2 separate regions of the Mus musculus genome follow, and region 2 is linked to region 1. A link is a contact called in ENCODE Hi-C or POLR2A ChIA-PET data. All regions are on one chromosome and are shown on one strand. The core of a region is the stretch at or near the end of the contact, and the rest is flanking DNA. Distances in the headings are between cores, read along the strand shown.

Region 1 (6,417 bases), core at 1,049-3,548:
CCCTCAGACAGTGTTTCTGTCCAGCCAAGAGACCTCACACTACTCCACCACTGCCGCCCAAAGGAGAAATCCCAGTCCCCTGCCCCCAAGGTGGAAACTCTATCGAGGAAGGTGGGAACATGGCTACTGAGCACAGTCTACCCAGACAGACCTCACACATACGATTGATCTCCCAGATAGCAATGTCTCCCTCCCCACACAGGCTCCGGTCAATTTGTCCTAGCTTCGTCCCCCCGCCCCCGCCCCCACAGAGCTAACAAGTATGTGGGGGAGGGGCTTCTCGACCTCCTGGGGATTAGGAACTGTGCCTGTCTGGCCCAATTGCTTTTGGCCCTATGGACAAAGTGGCTTCCTCTTCAGTAGCTAGAGGAACTTCCTCCACTAACAAAAACCTGTCTCAAGTCCATTCCTGAGTCACCGGTATTGTACTCCTGCTTTCTGCCCAGTCAGGGTGAGGGACAAAAGTCATGATACAGAAGGGCAGTCTCCAGCTTGCTCAGCCTGCTTCTGTCGTTGTCACCTTCAGGACACTGCCTTTATATCCTGAGCTAAATCATCTTTCGTGCATCTCTTCACGGTCCACCTGCTCCCTCAGGCCACTGAGCAGCAAGGACAGTACCCGGGAATGTCCCACATCGGGCTTTTCGACCTCACACCTCTCTCTGCCACATTTGGCCCATGAACCTAACCTACTTTATTGCATTCCTCTAGCCCATTTGCAACTGGAGTTGGATCCCAGAGATCCACACATCACCTTCCCCCATGAAAGAAGACAGACAGCAGCTGGAGGGTAATTCCGAGTCCAGCTGATCAGCACTCCAGTCCCCTAGTCAGCTGTAGTCCCAGCCCCTTGCCATCTGCCCAGCACTCCCACCCCCACCCCAACCCACCCCCGCGCCCACTGTGAGCTGAGGTCCTCCGGGACCAGAGTGGGGAGGTGAAGAAAGCAGGCCAAGGCAGATTCCTGGAAGGCGTCTTTAATCAGGATTTGGTAGTACACAAGCTCTCCGGATTGTCTGCATGAACATACAGGGACTTTAAAAGGCACAAGATCCCTTGCACAGCGACGCCTGACGGCGGGGCGCCCCCACCCCCGCCAGTGCACGGTCGTGTGCGCGTGGGTGCGTGTCCGTGTCCCACCCCTGTGGCGGCGCCGCGCGTGTGCGTGTCGGTTTCAAGTGTTGGATTTGTACAGTACTCGCAGTCTGGGGTGGGGGTGGGGGGGCTCAGTGCATGCTTTTCTAACCCGGGTCCAGGGCCCCTGACGCTGCTATGTACACTAAGGAGGACGCAGCTCGGAGAGAACTAGGAAGAAAACGGGGGTGTGTGTGGGGTATGTAAGAAACAAAACAAACAAACAAATAATAAAACATAAAAAGAAAGGAAAGAAAAGAAAAGAAAAAAAAAAGCGTCCCGTCTTCATGTGTGTGTGGATTTGAGTTTCTCGTGCATGCTTAAGCTGGCCGGGGTAAGGGGATAGATAGTGCAAGCGTATCATACAGTGTTATTGCAATACAAAAGGGGGGTTGAGGAAAGACTCGGGATTGAGGAGGAGCTCAGGAATAAACTGGCTGGGACTGGAGACCTCCGGGAGGGTCTTCTTGCCAACCACCCTCCCATCCCATCATCCCATCCCCTGGGGGGAGGGGTTCTGTAGAGAGGGAGCTTAATTCGGTCCTGGGGCTGAGTTTCCCCACACCACCAGTCCCACCTTTTAGGGGGCAGAGGCCAGCCCCTCTCTGCGGCAATACTGTCAACTCTAGGGGCCCTGGAACCTGCCCCTTCCCCCACGGAAGCCCCTCCACCTGGGGGAGGGGTCGACGGAGCAAGTGCAAAGGAAGCAGATGTTGGTCCCTGAGTTTTATTTTCGGGGGTGGGGGTGGGGGAAGAGTTGGAAGTGGGGGCATGTTTGAGGAGCCCCCCAGGGCCCTTAGTGGCAGATGGGATGGGACAAAGGACACGGATCGGAGCAGGGGCAAAAGGGTTGGGTGGCTCTGAGAGACCTAGGCTCAAAGTTTGGCTCCCCCTCAACTCTGGGCTCTTTGGCATCCTACTGCAAGGCCAAGGGTGGGGGGCAGCCCTATGGGCGGTGAGGTAACCGGAATCGGGAGGGGGGTCGGGCTCTTGGAGCCAGCTCCTCCCATATCCCCCCGCCCCTGGTCTGCACCCTAACCCTGGAAGCACTGTGGAGCGAGTCCCCCACTTGTCCCCACCTTGCCTCCAGGCCAGGCACCCAGCGGCCACGAGCCGGCAGAAGGGAAAAACAAACAAAACAGAGCGCAAAGGCGGGGCGGCGGGGGCGCTAACCCAAAAGAACTTTAGCAGCAGGCAGCTTGGCGGGGCGGGGACCAGAGTTGGGGACCCGGCTCGGCCGGCGCGGGGCGGGACGGGGCGGGGCGGGGACTCCGAGGCCGGCGGTACCAGGGGCACGCCAAGTAGCAGCTGGTTAAAAAGACTGAACATACATTCGTGTTAGTGATGGCTGCAGGGGTTGGGTATTGATTGGGTGGACGGGCCCTGGGGCGGGTTCAGGGCTGGAGTGAGCAACAAGGGTCCTTAACAGTTAGAAACCTGCGACAGGGTCTCGAGTACGACGCTCCGGGTTTGGGATGCTAAGTTTGCGGGTCCGGAGAGTGGATGAAGTGTGCGTGAGGCTGCGGAGTGTGCGCGTGCGTGTGCGTGGGTAGTCATTCCCCCAACCCACAGCCTGTGCAGGATCCAAGGGCAAGTGGTGAGTGATGGGAAACCCCAGGGAAAGCAGAGGGCTAAGGAAGGTTTCCCAGTTCCTTCCCCACCTCTTTTTGGGTGGGCTCAGGGGCCTCCCAGGCTGGGAAGTCCACCGAGTATGTGTGGGGTTATCTGAGGGAGATGGTCCTCAGCCTGGAAGCCTCTCCCTTAGGGAGAAGGATGCTTTAAAAGTCAGATGCAATGGGGTTGGACACGGCTTCTGCCTCTCTGGTTAGGAGTGTCCCATATCTAAGTGGAGATTTGGGCACGGCAGATGTTGCAGACCCTTAGATCTCTATGCTTCCTCCAACTGTCACATCAACTCAAGGACAGCAGCGAATACATCATCTGTGTCCCCAGCCCAGGAGGGTACCCCAACCTCCAATGTGCACCGAATCCCCCTAACGCATGGTTCCTTCCCAAACCACCCATTAACACTGACACAGCTCCTGCCGTCCTGCAGTGTCCCATGCTCCCCCAACCCCTGCCTGAACAGACAGCACCACCCTGCCCCGGAAAAAGAGACCAAGGCAGGGCAGAGGACAGAGGTAGGAAGGAGGGAGCCAGGACTGGCTGGCCCAGAGGTGCCACGCCACAATCCACTGGGAAGGGCTGTTTTCCCTCAGACTGGAAATTTAGAGAGAGAGTATTGGGCTCAGGGTTAGTGGCTGGGATGAATTCTGAGTTGCTATTGCTATGACCCAAGCTGCCTTGAGTGTATGGGGTGTGTATTAATTATGAGGAATTTAATACAGCATTTTCCAACCAATCTAGAGTCCTCAGGACACACCCCTCTCTGTCTAAGAAAATACTACCCCTATTAGGCAGTCCTACTCCACACACAAGGAAAAACTCCAATAACTCCACATACCCGGGCTCACCACAGCAACATGCACACACATACCACACAAATACACCACACACACACACACACACACACACACACACACACACCACGCCCACCACGCCTCACTAGCAGCTAGTATCCTAAGCAGCTGCTTGGCTGGTGTGCTTGCTGAAGAACTACCTTGCTTTGAGCCTAGACGGGTGATGCAGTGAGGAGTCCTCAGGGTTAAGTTACTAGCTCTTCCCCAAAACTGCCCTGTGTGTGTGTGTGTGTGTGTGTGTGTGATCAATGATTAAAAATTTGGAGAGTTCAGATTAAAAAGGGGGGTGGGAGAGATGGCTCAGCAGTTAAGAGCACTGACTGCTCTTCCAAAGGTCCTGAGTTCAATTCCCAGCAACCACATGGTGGCTCACAACCATCTGTAATGGAATCTAATGCCCTCTTCTGGAGTGTCTGAAGACAGCTACAGCGTACTTACATATAAGAAATAAATAAATCTTTAAAAAAAAAAAAAAAGGAAGACAGCAGCAATGACTGGTGTTTTGGAGAGTGACTGGAGTGGAGTGGAGTTTCCCTTATCGGAAACTTACTGTCACTGTTTGGTCTCTTTGTGTGAGTTGGTGACATCCTCACAAAGTCCCATCAGTGCTCAGCAAGTGATCTCTGCTATCTGTGAGTCTGACCCCTGAGACCCTCCAGTAGGGCCAAAGTCAGGAGTGCAAGCCCCTGCCATCTACGGTATCCTGGTCAGGCCACTCTGTCTCTAGTGCTGCTATACAACTCTTGTGAGATCAAGGGGGCGGCGTGGTCAGTGTCCAGCCAACTTAGCCAACCCCAGTTCTCTGAGGTGCCTCATATCTGGCTGCAGTCCCACGACAAGGTGGGACTGGAGAAGGAGGAGAAGGACAGTCCAAAGACAACCCTCCTCTTCCGAGAGGGGACCAGCAGAAAAAACCACCAGGTCACAACATTTAATGACTCTTACGGCCTGAGACCACAGTTACTCAGCACCAGGCGGCTTTTTTACCAACTTAAGCTCTTGTAGAGGGAACATCTGACTAATCCACCCAACGCAATGGCACTGGGCTCTCTCTCTCCACAAGTTAGTATGGGGTTCAAGTGAGTTAATTTTGTCAAGTGCTCAGATCATGGCGCACAGGAAGAAGCACTGTGTGCCAATGGGAAGATTACAGTACAGGATACCTGACGACTCCCTTGTGTGCCAAGTACGAAGCCACCTTGCTTCAGGCCAGGAGCGCCGCCTACTGGCAAAGTTATTTCTCAAGAAGCCATGCCCTTCTCCCCCAGGGAGAGACGCTCGCTTCTCCACACTCTGCTCTCTGGGGAGCTACAAAGATAAGAGATCTGCTGCCGTGCAGGCTCAGGGACAGCCCTGCCACACCTGGGAATCAGAGACTCCGCCCTAAGCCATGCAGAGCTCCACCCAGTTCCATGAGATTGTGGCACAGTTTGCAAAAGTCAACATGACCCCTCCCCAAAGATGCAGTTCTGTCAAGAAGACCTCCCTCCCGTTGCCCATAATGGCTTATGAACTCCTCCACCACAAAGACCAAGGCAAAGGGACGCCTTCTGGAGAGCCAGACATTTTGAATGGTGGCCTTGTTTTAAAGGACTACTACCTTCCCATGGGGGTTGTCCTTTGTGACTGAGAGGTGGGGGTGCAGATCCCCCATTCCTAACAGCTTGAGAGACAGCAGTATGTATATAATGCTAAAACTGAGGCTCAAGCCAGTGCCATTGTTGTTGATAAGCCTTAAGGCACTTGAGGATCTCAGAATAGCTCAGGGACAACTGCAGCCACTCAGGTGGGGCTCTGCTCAGGTCTGGTGGTGGAACTCTCCAGAAAGGAATGCCAGATAGTGGAGTACTGGGTTGCCTGGAATCCCAGTGCAGCTGACTTGTGGAATCTATGAACAAGGAGAAGCCCAGCCATTACATGGAGGGCAGAGGGTCAGGGGCCGGGCAGTGCTGAAAGCAGGGAGGGGCTGCTGTGTATCCCCACCCCTCGCCTTTGTGCTTTGTGTTTCCGGTTTGTTTTGCTTTTTTTTCTCAAGAAGTCTCCCTGGACATCTCTCCAACTCCTGCCCGGGCAGAGCCATCCAAAACAGCCCAGAGGGCCATAGAGACTCGGGATTGAAGACCTTCAAAAGTGAGCAGCCAGGCTTGAGAAGGGCATAGGGTTAGAACATGGCTCTGGCTTTGGTTGCTACATGGAAAAGATGTGTTAAAAAAAAAAAAGAAGTTGTTTTAGAGAAGAAAGCGGTGACTGTGGGAACTGACTTGCAGAACTGCTGGGCCACATCTCGATGTTGGCCATGTGCATACATGGATAGCTCGGCTCCTGGGCACTGCCCACTAGGTGTAAGCATCCCCAATGTTGATCCAAGGGCCCTAAGACCTCTACTAAAATCAGGAATATTTGGGGAAGTTGATGGTCACAGGGTTGAGAGGATCAGAGGTCAGAGGGGAAACGCATAAGAAGAGCAGAACAAGACCGGGAAACTACTGAGGACAGCTCAAACACACATGCACACGCATGTGCTCACACACATGCCCACGCGCAAGTGCTCACACACACACACACACACACACACACACACACACACACGCACACACACAGCTGCAGCACCATTTAACTTCAGTAGGTGCTGGTCATACCAGGGTCTACTTAAATGGTGTTCTCTGGAATTGTGCACGAACAACAGAGTCTGAGCCTCCATCCCGGACAGCCCTGTGTGTGCATGGCCATAGCTAAGCACACTCATGCCCACAAGCTCACCAAAACACACGGTTTGCAAACTCTAGTTCCTCTGCTCCCTGGT
Region 2 (6,765 bases), core at 1,305-3,804, 41 kb after region 1:
AACTGTGGGGAGCTGGAACACCCTATTGTTTAAGGGGTTGGCGGGAGTGGTGGGGGGAGGACGTACCCCAGAGCCTCCAGCACCAAACACGATGCTCCGCTCCACTCCGCTCCAAATCTGAAGATATGTTTCTTGGCACAAGCAGTAGCACTGAGAGTGTTTGTACTATAATTATTATTTATTTGAAGTAATTTTTTGTAGACAAGTTATTATTATAGTTAAAGCAAAAACTTGGGACAGGGTCTGGGCCTGGGGTTCTAGCAAAGTAGGTAGAGTGCTTGCTTGGTATTCCTCAAGCCTCCATGCTTCTGTGTAGCTGTGAACACATTCGGAAGGATTTCATCAAGCAGGCTCGAGGACATTAGACCAGACATGGAAGTGGGCGATGTAAGGCTAGGAAGGGAACTAAAGGTAGCCTGAGGTAATGTGGCTGTGGACCTGCAATGTTCCGACTCTCTGAAGTCTTATTCAGTCATCCTTGGAGAAACTTTAACACAAGAATGGCTTTTTCTGCAGAATTTCACTTCACATACCTTAACAAAGTTTTCCTCTTAGTTCAGGTCTTTGACAATTTCATACCTACCTGTATTGCCTTCTGGTTACTCTCTTCCCCCTACTCTCTTTCATCTCCCTCTCTCCCCTCCCTGTTGGTAGGCTTTGTAACCCATTTAGTTTAACAGGGGCCATCTATGTGACCCTTGGGTTACAACAAATGGGTGGAGCTCAGTGCGGTGCCCAGTGGATGACGGCAGAAAGCATCCCCTTTTCTGTAACCTATCAATAGGAAATAGTTTAGCAGTGAGGATGAGGGTGGTGGCCTCTGTGCATGCATGCATGCATGCATCCAGGCGTGGCTGTGGAGAGTTTTGTTCTTCTGTAGACCCAGGGTGTCCATCCTAAGACCAGTGCTGGTGGCAGCGGCAATGGCCATGTCCTTGATAGAATAATGCATTTCACAGCTCTTCTGTAACTTGTGGGCCACTGGCCCCCCCTGGTTTTATCCTAACTAAGGTGGGGTCACTGAGGGGCTCTCCATCTCCTCAGAGTGGCTAGCAGACTGTGGTAGGAAGAGCTGGAATGGGGAGATCTGGGGAGGGGCAGGGCCAGAGCGGTGGCCATGGAAATGGTGGGGAGTCAGGCTCTAGAAAGTGTAACCGTCTTGCCCGATTCCATATCTCTGTACCCATCAATTAGAGCATTCCTTAGCCCTCGTCAGAAGAGCTTCTTTTTGCAGATTAATAGGGTCTCTCGGAGACTGTAGAGTGTTTGAATGTAAATGGGCCATCTCCATGGAAGAGTGGGTTGAAAGACAGAGGGACTGCCATGAAAACATTGTTTCTGGACATGACAGTGGGGTTACACACATAACTCATAGAAGCTATGACTGCCCGTGCACGATCAGGCTGGTCCAAACCCTACCCTGTGTGGAGAAGGGCCCCATGCCAATAGCTGAAGCGTTGCTGACAGCTAACAGCTGGTGAGGCAGGCACGACCCTGAGAGGCTGCCTGTACTTGTTCCAGTAGATGGTTCCACACCGGTGCACACATAGGTAGCACTAATGGGCTCAGTGGGTAGGGAGGGAAGCTGTAGAGATGGTTCAGTGGTTAACAGCACTGGCCACTCTCCAGAGGACCCAGGTTGGATTGTCAGCACCTGCATGGTGGCTCACTGTGTCTGTAACTCCAGTTTCAGGTTAGCTCATTGTGCTCTTTTGGCTTCTTGGGGCATCAGGCATGCACATGATGTAGAGATATAAACTCAGGCAAACCACCTGTCTTAGTTAGGCTTTTACTGCTGTGCACAGACACCATGACCAAGGCAAGTCTTATAAAAAACAACATTTAATTGGGTCTGGCTTACAGGTTCAGAGGTTCAGTCCATTATCATCAAGGTGAGAGCATGGCAGTATCCAGGCAGGCATGGCACAGGCATTGCTGAGAGTTCTACATCTTCATCCAAAGGCTGCTAGTGGAAGACTGAGTTCCAGGCAACTAGGGTGAGGATCTTATGCCCACACCCACAGTGACACACCTATTCCAACCAGGTCACACCTATTTGAACAAGGCCACACCTCCAAATGGTGCCACTCCCTGGCCCAAGGATAAACAAACCATCACAACACCTATACACATAAAATAATAAAATAATCAAAGATAATAATTATTTTAAATAATAAATAAAAATGAAGTTGGTGTAGGGGATAGAAGATGGATTGGAGGGGAGAGAGAGACTGGGTTAGATTTGATTAAAACACTACATACATGTATGAATAATAAAATATTTTTAAAATAAGTTAACAATCTTTTTTAAATTTTGGAAAGATTAATGAGAGCCAATCACAGTTGCCTATGGATCCCGTACAGAGTTTGAGAGCACTGAGATCCGTACAGAACTACTTGAATAGCTAGGAGCTGGGGAGGGGCAGGTCACGGGGAGGAGTCAGAACTAATGAGCGGGTTGGCTCGGGAAGAGCCTATCCGGGAAGAGAGCGAGCTTGAAGAAGGTCCCCTTACCTCTGGGAGTCGCTTTCCCAGGTCACGTGGTAGCGGCGGCAGCGGTTGCCCGCGCGCGGCGATGGCGGCATCCGGGGAGCTGGTTCCATGCTCTGTGTACTTCTGCGGGAGCATCCGCGGCGGGCGGGAAGACCAAGCTCTGTATTCGCGGATCGTATCCCGGCTGCGGCGCTATGGGAAGGTGCTCACTGAGCACGTGGCTGATGCTGAGTTGGAGCCGCGTGGTGAGGCGACGCGGGCTGGAGACTCGCAGGCTGGGGACCTGTAGGCTAAGGGGACCGGCTGACTAGGGACTTGCCGGATAGGAGACCCACTGGCTAGTAGACATTCAACCTGGGGAACCCGCAGCTCATGTGACCCGCAGGCTAGACCGGAGGCTAGGGGATCTGCAGACTAGGACCTCGTAATGGTTAGGGGACCGGCTGGCTATGGAAGGTCCTGGATTATATGTGTACGTTCCATGCGCAGGTCAAGTGTCCCTGTCCAGCACACTGGAAGCAAGTGACAGCCCAGACCCAGCTTTGGGCTAGCAAGGCTTTGATAAGCTGGTCTGGATAAGCACTCCTCCAGTAGGAAAGTTGTACCTAGAACTCTTGTATTTCTGCTCCAAAAACTTTTAAGTAGATCTCCCTTGCCCCATGCAAGAACAAACTCCTAAGCTGTGGACTCTAAAGCAATTCTGGGAGAATCTTTTAAAAGACAAAGAATCAATCGTAGGCAAAAAATGCCAGGGGATTGGAAAGAACCTGTTTGTGCTTATGCTTGGCTAGCGCATGGTGTGTTTTGTTGATAGTTCTCCACCTTCAGCGCCAATGTCAGCACTCTGGAGGCAGAGGGTAGGATGAGTTCCAGGCCAACCTGGGCTACAGAGTTAACCCCTGTCTCAAAGAAATGAGACAAAACAGTCTACAGAGTGTGATAGCCTGGAGAAAACCTTTGAATCTGGGTTTTCTCCCCTAGTCACTTTTCTTGCTTTTTCTTTTTCTTTTCTTTATTTTGGAAACAGGCTGTCATAAACGCACAGTGACGTCAGACTTGTAGCCAAGGATGGCCTTAGAACTCGCCATCCTCCTGCCTTCACCGCCCAAGTGCTAGAACTACAGGCACCTGCTGCTACACACAACTTGTTAGTTTGTTTTTTGAGACAGGGTCTCTCTACATATCCCTGGCCATCATGGTACTTACAGTGTAGACCAGGCTGTGTTGGAACTCACAGATTTCCCCAGCCTCTGCTCCCGGGGCTGGGATTAGTGCTATGAGCCATGATCCTCAGGCTCACAAAAGAAGTTTTAGACAGTGTGGTTCTGCTCTGCCACCTGCAGAGCCTTACCGTCCTAAACAGCAGAGTTGATTCAAACTGGAAACTGTGATCCTGGCTCTCTGACCCCAGACACGCCCCTTGGATTCCGGGTGAGTCAGACCTTTTCCCCACACGCACCCAGCCCCACCCACACGTGCCTCCGTGAACAGGATTGCATTTTTCTTGTGGCTGTTTTGTTCTTCATCCCTTTAACAGACTCCTCTCCTGAACTGGCTTTTGAAGGTGCTGGGGCAAGGGTTCCCTCTCTCTGCCCCTCTCTGAGCAGGGTAGATTTGAGAAGCAGCGAGAACATAGAAGTTACTAGGTACTGAGTTGGGGTAGGGACCATCTCTGACCAGCTTGCCCTCAACCACAGGGGAAGAGGCTGCTGGGGGCGACCAGTTCATCCATGAGCGGGACCTGGCCTGGCTCCGGCAGGCCGATGGTGAGTGAGTAGTCCTCCCTTCTGCATGAGGGCTCCTTGGTGATGTCGATTCCTGGGCTATCCCTGACTCTACTATCCCCACCACAGATACACCGTCACCCCGTTCTTAAAAATCCCAGGTAGTAAGTCTTATTTTTCTCTCTCTGCAGTGGTCGTGGCAGAAGTGACACAGCCATCCCTGGGTGTTGGCTACGAATTGGGCCGGGCAGTAGCTCTTGGTAAGCCGATCCTGTGCCTGTTCCGACCACAGTCTGGCCGAGGTGAGTATTCCAGCGTGGAGTGGCTTACTCCTTCCTGGCTTTCTTCCTTTCCCAGTGGGCTGGGGCAGGGAGCAGAGTGGGGAGTATGGAAGGAAGTCAGTTTCACATTTCCCCCCTCCCCAGTGCTTTCCGCCATGATCCGGGGAGCAGCCGATGGCTCGAGGTTCCAGGTGTGGGACTACGCAGAGGAAGAAGTGGAGACCATGCTCCATCGGTACTTTGAGGCTTATCTTCCTCAGGGGACGGCTTCCTCCAGTAACCCAAGTGCCTGTCTTAACCCTACTGTATTAGAAAAAATTTAAGATTTATTTTTTTAACACATGTTTAACTACATGTATGTATGTAACCACATTCATACCTTGTGCCCAGAGGTCAGAAGAGGGTACCACATTCTCTGGAACTGGTGGTAGAGATGACTGTGGGCCTCCATGTGGGTGCTGGGAACTAAACCCACAACAAGTGCTCTTAGCTGCTGAACCTTCTCTTTGGCCCTGGTCCAACTTTATCCAATGCTGACCCCTGATGTTTCTCTGGACTCCTTCCTGCTTCTGCCTCAGTAGTAAGAAAAGGTTCGTTTAGTTGGGTATGGTGGCGTCTCAGGAGGCACAGTGTGGTGGTTTGAATATGCTTGACCTGGGGAGTGGCACTATTAGGTGTGACCCCGTTGGAAGTGTGTCACTGTGGGGGTGGGCTTTGAGACCCTCCACCTAGCTGCCTGAAAACAGACTGCTGGTTTCCTTTTGAAGATGTAGAACTCTCAGCTCCTCTTGCACCATGCCTGCTTGGACGCTGCCATGCTCCTTCCTTGATGATAATAGACTGAACCTCTGAACCTGTAAGCCAGCCCTAATTAAATGTTGTCCTTAGAAGAGTTGCCTTGGTCACGGTGTCTGTTCCCAGCAGTAAAACCCTAAGACAGAAGTTGGTACCAGGGACTGGGGCATCACTGTGATAGATCTGTCCATGCTTCTGTTTCGAAGGATGTAGATGTTGGGACTTTGGAAAGCAAAGTTTGATGGGCTATCCTAGTAGGAATATGGAAGACTTTGTTGCTGAGAGTTCTACATCTTCATGGAAAGGAAGCCAGGAGCAGACTGTTTTCAGGCAGCTAGGAGGAGGGTCTCAAAGCCCACCCCACGGTGACACACCTACTCCAACAAGGCCTCCTAATAGTGCGATTCCCTGGGCCCAGCATATTCAAACCACCACACATAGGCAGGGGGATTTCTGAGTTCAGGGTCACTGTGGTCTACATATAGTGAGTTCCAGGACAGTCAGACCTATGTAGAGAAGACCCCCCCCCCATCTCAAAAATAAAGTCAAAAAAACTTGTTTATATTGGCAGTGCTAGAACCAGCCCTGGCTTTTCCACCCTGTTTCATTGTAGAAAAGAGAAGGGCCCTACTAAGGAAGGTCCCCAGGAGAAAGGCACCTTGTCATGTCCTCGGGCCCCCGGGGAACAGGGGAGCACTTGGGGATGGGAGGAGGCCAGGTATTGGGTGGGTTGCATTCTTTTCACCTCTGAACCTAGACCCGTGCTTCTAGTTATGACTTAAGTCAAGTTAAGTGAGTCTCCCTTGGCTTTCTCCAAGGACAGAGAAGTCTGGATGTCTAAAGAACACAGTAAAGATGGAGGAGGGCTGGGGAGCTGGCTCAGCCTAAAGACCCGGGTTCTATCCCGTGCACCCACATGGGAATGAGAACTGACTCCTGGATGCTGTTCTCTGACATCCATCCATACACACACACACCATGGCATGTGCACATACACACATGCACATGCAGTCTTTGAAAAATGAGAGTGTTTTGAGGAAATATGGGGGGGGTGACAGAGGGTGAGGGGTGCTCCTCCTGGGAAGTGTGTGAAAAAAGAGGTTTATTCAGTAAACAGAAGGTGCTTCAGACACTGGGAATCCCCTCTCCCATGACACCCTGCGGCCCTGCCCCTCCCCCCTCAGTCATAGGACTCATCATCTTCATCCTCATCACCAAAGAAGAAGGTCTCTCGGTCCAGGTTCTCAGACTCCTCGTCGTAGGAGAAGCTATCATTGTCTAGTTCCTCATCAAATTCATGTTGCCACTCAGGCACATCCTCTTCCTCCTCCTCCTCCTCCTCCTCTTCCTCCTCTTCTTCCTCCTCTTCGTCTTCCACTTCCAGCCCTGAGGAGCCCTGGGGTCTAGGGAGAGCCACCACACTCAGCCGGAGAAGCCTGCATCCCTGCCCCCTCCCCAGGCTCGGCCCAGCC

The links. Hi-C counts contacts between places; a loop is a spot of excess contacts on that map. ChIA-PET counts read pairs that join two places held with the same protein, here RNA polymerase II (POLR2A).
Region 2: a loop to region 1 is called in a map of heart, with 1.9 times the contacts of the local background. The contact joins the promoter of Dnph1 here to the enhancer-like site in region 1. A Hi-C loop is called at or near these places in 3 of 37 maps with a recorded cell type or tissue (T-helper 1 cell and heart). POLR2A ChIA-PET finds 5 or more read pairs at or near these places in 2 of 5 experiments (both embryonic stem cell).

Annotation. Positions count from the first base shown.
Region 1 is chr17:46,453,173-46,459,589 of GRCm38, forward strand. The region is part of intron 13 of Ttbk1 (tau tubulin kinase 1); the gene reads right to left. Among named protein-coding and RNA genes, the nearest start is that of Slc22a7, 18 kb to the left of the region's middle. Within about 2 kb of position 2,299, at least 1 of the 3 ENCODE cell types and tissues checked has a DNase peak (open chromatin) inside an H3K27ac peak, as active enhancers do; it is heart, where a contact is called at or near this core.
Region 2 is chr17:46,494,235-46,500,999 of GRCm38, forward strand. It overlaps Dnph1 (2'-deoxynucleoside 5'-phosphate N-hydrolase 1), which reads left to right and starts at 2,555. Exons shown (of 4, transcript NM_207161.3): 1 at 2,555-2,738; 2 at 4,191-4,259; 3 at 4,409-4,519; 4 at 4,643-5,384. The coding sequence starts at 2,576. The coding sequence ends at 4,821. Cul9 (cullin 9) reads right to left here. Exons shown (of 41, transcript NM_001081335.2): 41 at 6,375-6,696. The coding sequence ends at 6,474.